Regions from separate parts of the Homo sapiens genome. Here all the other regions are linked to region 2. Evidence: chromatin loops called from intact Hi-C (ENCODE). Cell type or tissue: PC-3. All regions are shown on one strand. Region 1 overlaps CDH8 (cadherin 8). Region 2 overlaps CDH8 (cadherin 8). Region 3 has its middle 5.0 kb from the start of CDH8.

Region 1 (2,500 bases), 110 kb after region 2:
TCCAGCTTCAGCCATGTACATAGTTTGATTTTTAATGTGAAATTTGAGCTGTCTTTGAAATATCCAGATGATAATGTTCATAAAGCAACTGACAATGTGGATTAACAGCTTAAGCAGACCAATGGGGCAAGGCATATGATTTTACGGCCAGCCACATTAAACAAGTGGCTGAAGATACAGGGGTGACCATGAAAGACAATGGAGGGAAGGAGAGAGAAAAGGAAACGGCAAGGGGATAAAGAGAAGAAGAAACAGGAGGAGAAAATGAAGGAGGAGAACTAATGGAGAAGGGTGAGAAAGAGGAAGAGGGATAGGAAAAGGTATTATGGGGAAGAAAAAAGAACTCTGAGGAACAAAATCACCTTAAGGAGTACGCGACAAAATAAGAGAAAGTCATTCAAACATAAAACAGATCAAGTCAAGGAGAACAACTAGGATATTCTCTTTCTCAGAAATGCCTGAGAATAACTTACTTGCAAATTAAGTCATTTATTCTACAAAAGATTTTTCTTTATTTGAAATTTAAATTCCAACTAATTTCCATCAGGAATGTTATAAAGACACACACACACACACACACACACACACACACACACGAGTATCTCACTGGATTGCTAAATTAAAATATCAGGACCACATTTGGGAGGTAAGGCATTCTGTACTATACCTGACAATGGTCACCCAATTTAGCCTTGAAAACCATAATCAATACTTGGCCTTTATTTGTGTCTAAAGTGAAGATGTTATTGAAGACACTATATGTCTGTATACTTCCTCTGGTGTTCATATCTTTATTTATTTGCAATTTTCTTGAGCAACTTAATTTTATAAAACTTGAGAACAGGGTTCTTGATCATATTTCTTTTTTTTATTTTTTCTCGCAGTTCCTTTAATGTTAAGTTTGGGGGCTTTAAATAATGAATATACATGTCTGTATTTACCAAATTCTGGCTTCCAATTTATCTCTACCTGTGTTTATTTGTCTCACCTTGTTCACCTGCTTCAAAGCTATGTGACTTTACTACATAGCATGCACCCTTATAGGCTGTCTTAAATGCAACTTGAAACAAACTTGGATATGTACTACACATTTTAAAAAATGGCTTTTGTAATCTTATACTTTGAACTTTAGATTCTGCCTACTACTTTTATCATACAAGGAAGAGCTCTAAAATCCTTCCTTTTATTATAGAATGTCTGGGTTGAGGGGTTTCTTATCATCATGGCAGGGGTTTAGGGATAGATAAGCAGATTCCAAAGAGGGAGAAACAAGAATAAAATCATGTTTGAAATACAGACTGCTCTGTAATATGTGATGGAGTCTTCAATGACTCAGAAAAATTGAGAGTGGGTCAATGGTACTAGCAGTCACTCCTAAAAAATGTTGTTAAGATGGACACAAATACAGAGGCCCTTGGTAATGTCGATTGCCTAATCCACCCTAGACATGAACCACTAGAGCAACCTAATATCTGGCTGACTACAGACCTAGATGACTTTCTGTTTCTCTGTGTGCTGCATCTGCATGTGAATATACACAAACAAATAATTAAACATCAAGCAAATATCAACAGGATTAGCTTGGCATGTTAGAACAAATCTTGATAAATCTGCCTCAGTAACAATACTCAAACTACAAGTCTATGAGAGGAATACAAATTCAGCTTATTGAAGTATTGTCATGTAAGGAAAGATATTTTAATAAAATTGCTCTTCCATCAGTTCCTGTTACTAAGGGACTAAAGCTACTGAGCTGTGGAACTTAGGCCAAAAAGGGGGATTTGGAAATGCAAATTAGAGATAAGGTGGTAATAAATGTCTTTCATTCAGCAATACACCATCCTTGATGCCAGGAGCTATTCTAAAGATGACTTTTAATAGATCTGTGAAATTGGAAGCATACATACCCAAAATGGACATTTCTGGCACAGTAGCATGATAGGGTCCATTAAGAAACTCTGGTGCATTGTCATTGATGTCTTGAACTTTAATAATAAATTCAGAAGGAGGCTCCAGAGGTTTGCTTGTCTCCCAGTCCACTGCTTGAGCTGTTAGGGTATACTCAGCCTTTTCCTCCCGGTCAAGTCTTTTTATAGCATGGATATCTCCAGTTACATCATTTATTTGAAATATGGTCCCAGCTCCATCACCTGATAGGATATACTTGATTTTTTTGCTCCCAGGATCCAGGTCTGTGTGTAGCTGAAATGAAAAATGGCATTAGTTAGTGATGGAGCAATCTGAAAAGTTATTTTTTTAACTACCTCCTTTTTGAATATTAAGTTGGTTCTTTTTACATAACATCATCAATTTCTGCTAATAGTAGCTGTACAAAGTGTATGCAGCTGTGCGGATATCAATTAAGAATAAAATATAATGAAATTCATCTAAATAAGTTAGAACAGTCCTTAAAAAGTACTCTGGCCTGTTTAGTATAAAACAACATGCTTTTAGAATGATAAAAAGGTCAAGGAGAAAAATACAAAAATATATGTGTTAT
Region 2 (2,500 bases):
TGAGAAATCATTTGAAAAAATATATTATGAAATGAAATAATAACTGCCCATTTAGTAATGACTTCACTACAAATAAAAACTAAGACACTGACTTTTACCTGTACACTAGGCATTTACAAATCACTCCCATCCCCAATCCCCAGGATAATTGAAGAAATTCAGAGAGAATTTAAGAACTGAGAGACAGGTAAGTTAACATTGCTCTCAACAAAATCCTGAACATGAGGATGTGTTTATTGCAAAGTGTTTCAATGTATTGTATTATGGAAAGAAGACCAAAAGCCATTTTCCTGGGGAATAATGATGGCTGATTCAACCAATGATATTCCAAGTTTAACTGTAAAATAACTAAACAGACATGTGTTTTGCTTCAGATATCATGTGTACTCTGACTCTTAAAAAAGCTAAAAAATGTCCAGAGGATTAATTATCACTTTCTGCATTATATTCATAAATAACTTTGCAGGCATTTCTGGTTCTAGTAATTTTATTATCTCACTGCTGATATTTCACACATCCATGCGTCAACCAATTTCCCAGAGGCCACAGTAAACAAGAATCAGTCTGATCACTGATACTCATGAATCCCAAATCAGAAACACATTCCATGGCTATTTGGTTGCTGTCCAGTAATTGCCTAGAATTTCTAGCCCCAAAGAAGCATGGGGAGCAAAAACGGGGTATTTGGAAGTTGGCATTTAAAAAATGTTGTTGTTTGTGAATCCTTTATTCAAATATGCATCATGCAGAACTCAAATTTAGAGCAAATTATATCTCTATTACTTATGTATTGCTGTTTCTAGGATAATTAGTAAATTCACTGAGCTTCAATTTATTTGCTGGTGAAATAGGAATTATTTATATCCCAGGAACAGTTGTGAAGACTAAAAACAAAGCTTAAATCAATCTCTGGCACTAAGTATGTACTAAAAATAGGCTCATCATCATCATCGTCATCTTCATCTCCCATTAAATGATATATTAATAAACTTCCCTATTTAGAAAGTAGTGAAGAATGCTCTTCCTTGGGAATTTATAAATGGCAGAAAACTTTAAAAAAATGTGTGTTATTTAACTCCCATAACTCTAACAAAGGCAGAGATATTTTTCTCATTTTTTAAAGTTCCAGATCATGACAGACTTTATGGGGTGAGTCATAGGAATTTATAAAATAGTCTATAAATACAGCCCTTTAGTGAGATCAGAGGTAGGAATGTCATAATATTACCAGATTACACAATAGAAGGAACTTGATGGGAAAGAAATGACTTAGTTTAAAATTCACTTTAAAGTCTACCTCAACTATTTTGGAAAACTCCTGCTGCTTCTGTAGAAATTTCACACATTTTATTGCCTAGTAGACTTTATGATAACAGCTCCCAAGAATGACTAAACAGCACAAAAATTCTGACTCAACGTTTTGGTCAACAAGCATGCATGAAACACCAAATTTGTACCAAGCACAGTGCTAGATTCCTTTTCCTTCTCCCACCCTTCTTTTCTTGGTTTCTTATATAATGAATAACAGAAAAATAAAACTCTTAGGAACTAGGACATTTTAGGTAACACAACTGTTAAACAGCGGAACCAGAATGAATACTCGCTTCTGAGTCATTGTGAAGTTCATGCATAAACCAAACACATAAAGGGCTTATCTTATTCATGCATAAAATGGGGATAGTAATAGTCCCTGGCTAACAAGATTGCTGTGAAGATCACATGAGATGATAGGTGTGCCACACTTTACCAACATGTGTGTGCTGACCGCTGTGTATAACACAGTGTGAAGGGCCCTCATATCATTTGTATCATGGTGACATCCTTGAATGCCTACACATGTACTCAATTTTCTGAACCCCAAACTGGGACACAACATTCTATGATTTGAATGTTTGTGTGATTCCCAAAATACATATGTTGATATCCTAACTCCCAAGGTGATCGTATTAGAAGGTGGGGCTTTCAGGAGGTGATTAGGATGTGAAGCCCTCACAAATGAAATTAGTTCCCTTATAAAAAAGACCCCAGGGATCTAGCAAGCCCCCTTCCTCCATTGTGAGGACACAGTGAGAAGTTGATTGTCTGCAACCCAGAAGAGGGCCCTTACCAGAATCCGATCACACTGGCATGCTAATCTTGGACTTCCCAACTTTCAGAATTTCGATTAATTCATTTCTTTTTTTTTTAACTTTATTTGAAGTTCAGAGTTACATGTGCAGGATGTGCAGGTTTATTACATAGGTAAATGTGTGTCATGGGGATTCATTGTACAGATTATTTCATCACCCAGGTCTTAAGCCTAGTATCCATTAGTTATTTTTTCTGATCCTCTCCCTCCTCCCTCCCTCTACCCTCTAGCAGGCCCCAGTGTTCCCCTTTATGTGTCCATATGTCTCATCATTTAGTTCCCTCTTATAAGTGAGTATATGTGGTATTTGGATTTATGTTCCTGAATTAGTTTGCTAATGATAATGGCCTCCAGCTCCATCCATGTCCCTGC
Region 3 (2,500 bases), 250 kb after region 2:
CTGCTAACATCTGAGAACACTGCTTTAGGCAATTTCTTTCTCTTGTGACATGTATAAAGATGAGAAGGAAAAAAATAAAATAGTGTATTGTGTTAATATTTACTGTTTTTGTCCCAGAATATTCTGTTTTAAGACAAAATACTATCTTAAAAAACAAGATTTGAAAAGAAGAATAAAAATGTAAGCACACTAAATTTATCGTCTGAGTACCTCACTAATGTTTAGTATGGGATTTGAAAAACTAAATTGATTTCTTTAGAAGTAGTTATGAATTCTTGACATAAAATCATCATTGAGCTTGCTATTCAGAGTTGTGATGCTCTACATTTCTTGGCTTGCTGGTTTTAGCTGTCCCTGAAATTAGGCCTGCATCTCTGAATATTGACTATAATTACTAATCTTGAGTTTGTCATTATACTTTCAGTAAATGGAGGTGTAAACACTTTCTGAAAACCACATCTGTGCTGAGAGCATTTTGGAGAAGGTTTTCAAAATGGCATTATCTTCCATCTTCCCAGGTACTAGAAAAGAGATAAGCTTCAATTCAGCTTCTGAACAGAAACTTGGTCGGACGGGCGGCGGGTGGGGTAGTAAATAGATTTAAGAGGACTGATACAAAGCTATCAAATAAGCCAGTCCAGGTTTTGTGGACTACACACTTAGCATATTAGTGTTTGGGTTTTTCTCTATCTTTTTTTTTCTTCTGTAGGAGAATAGCAACTAGATTAAGATTCTAGACCACTCTTGTTTAACTTAGGAGAAAAAAGGAGGAAAAAATTAAAAATAGTTCCCAATGTGTTCCAAGTAAAAAGAAGAAAGAAGAAAAAAGAGTAAGAATAAAAAAAGAAGAAAGAGGAGTAAAAAAGGTACCCCACTCCCTAAAATACTACTACTTTGGTATAACAGAGTGTATTTCATACTAAAATATAATAATTACATTTAATTAATTTTAAGTTTGGCTTAGAAGATTACCATTATTTGATATTTGCACACTTATACTAATGTGCCATTGCAGATATATAGGGGAATACAGATGTATGGAGGAGGGGAGGTGAAGGGAAAACAATTATCTTAATATGTGCAAAATGGAATTTATAGTTGTGATTAGTTATCAAGATGCTTATTAGAGAGAAGACCACATGTATATGCAGCGGACAAATGTTACAAGATATTGAAGGGAAATTAATTATTGAGAATGTGAACAGGCTTCTTTTATTAGTCAAAGCTGGATAATACTAAGGATTTTTGTTTGTTCTTTTGCTAAAGATGCTGCCATGTGGAAATCAGGGCACTGCTTTTAGGTTGCCGTCTCCCGCCTGCATAGGCAACTAGTCCTGTTAGAATGGATGCCGAAGCTTTTTTTCTTCTACCTCAAGTGCCCTCTAGCGTGCAATATCTGTGCATGTTGCTATGTACAAGGAGGAGGAAAGAAGAAAGAAAGAGAAATATTCTACCAATTGCTATCCTAATTCCTGAATTGCTCTGCTCTTCTTTTCTCCTTCCTCAAAGGGGTCATTTCCACCTAAGTGTTTAGCAAAACAAAAAAGGTGCTGTTGCTTTTGCATGAAAAACTAATCACTCATTCTCTAAACTGAGAAACAAATGCTAATCCTTTCTCAGGGGTTTCTTTTGAACATTCATCATAATTTTCCAGAAGTTTCATACACTCTAGTAATCAGGCAAATAAAAGAAGGTAAGTTGCTCCCTAGGAAGAAATTCTGTTTTGTTCCTCACTCCACCACGGACCAGCTATAAGGCTTTTGATGCAAAGTGATTAAACTTTCAATGGATTTTAAGTTTGTGTCTCCATAAGAGTGCATAATACTTCTTTCCATCCTCAGGGGGGTGGTGTGAGGTCTAACTGAGGTTTATAAAACAATTTCAGTTCCTTAGATACAATTCGATACACATTTGAACTTGACTTTCATCTTGCAACTACTAACGGGGTTTCAAATTCTCTTTGGTAGTCCATAGGGAAACTGTGATCAGGATCTGTATTTTCATAAACATGTCGTTAAAACAGCTGTATTGTAAATAGTGGATTTACTTAAGAGATTTGGAATGGTAGAAAATGGAAAAGGATATTTGCAGAAGAAAAATACACTTGTTTTTGCAAACATGTCTGTGTATGGATAAATATAGTTAAATAGTAAGGCAAAATTTCTGCAAGACATACATTTGGGCATATCTTCCTAAATTTTAAAACAAACTAACAATAACAGAAGGTATTTTTACTCACCCAGATGCCACCCGCTAAACTCTTAGTCTCTGAGAAAGGAGATACCTGTAAACAAATTTATGTATTGGCATCTGTTCAGATGGTAAGATATCTAGACACCTGTTATATAACTTGGAGATTACTATTATAGTGATGTGATTATTATGCAGCATTGTGTTTTATTAATATCCTCATAGCTACAATACTTTGAAGGGCAAGAAAGGAGAAAGGCAAGCTAACATGACATATTTCATTACTTTCTTCTCATGCAGTATCTCTTTA

The links. Peaks named below come from ENCODE experiments on the same cell type or tissue, not always from the same donor. Only the 100,000 strongest peaks of a DNase experiment are listed, where the experiment ranks them.
Region 1: it touches region 2 in a loop (6-fold over the local background); 2 of 110 quality-filtered maps call a loop at or near these places.
Region 3: a loop joins it to region 2, with 2.4 times the contacts of the local background. A loop is called at or near these places in 2 of 110 quality-filtered maps.

What each region holds. Positions count from the first base shown.
Region 1 is chr16:61,899,272-61,901,771 of GRCh38, forward strand. CDH8 (cadherin 8) reads right to left here. Exons shown (of 12, transcript NM_001796.5): 3 at 1,908-2,202. Among named protein-coding and RNA genes, the nearest start is that of CDH8-AS1, 18 kb to the right of the region's middle. In PC-3, no CTCF peak of the experiment used is centred here; a DNase peak (open chromatin) is centred at 1,410.
Region 2 is chr16:61,791,070-61,793,569 of GRCh38, forward strand. The region is part of intron 7 of CDH8 (cadherin 8); the gene reads right to left. Among named protein-coding and RNA genes, the nearest start is that of CDH8-AS1, 130 kb to the right of the region's middle. In PC-3, no CTCF peak of the experiment used is centred here; a DNase peak (open chromatin) is centred at 1,412; H3K4me3 peaks cover 862 bases; H3K27ac peaks cover 2,374 bases.
Region 3 is chr16:62,040,229-62,042,728 of GRCh38, forward strand. No RefSeq gene overlaps it. Among named protein-coding and RNA genes, the nearest start is that of CDH8, 5.0 kb to the left of the region's middle. In PC-3, a CTCF peak has its summit at 1,384 (motif pointing left); no DNase peak of the experiment used is centred here.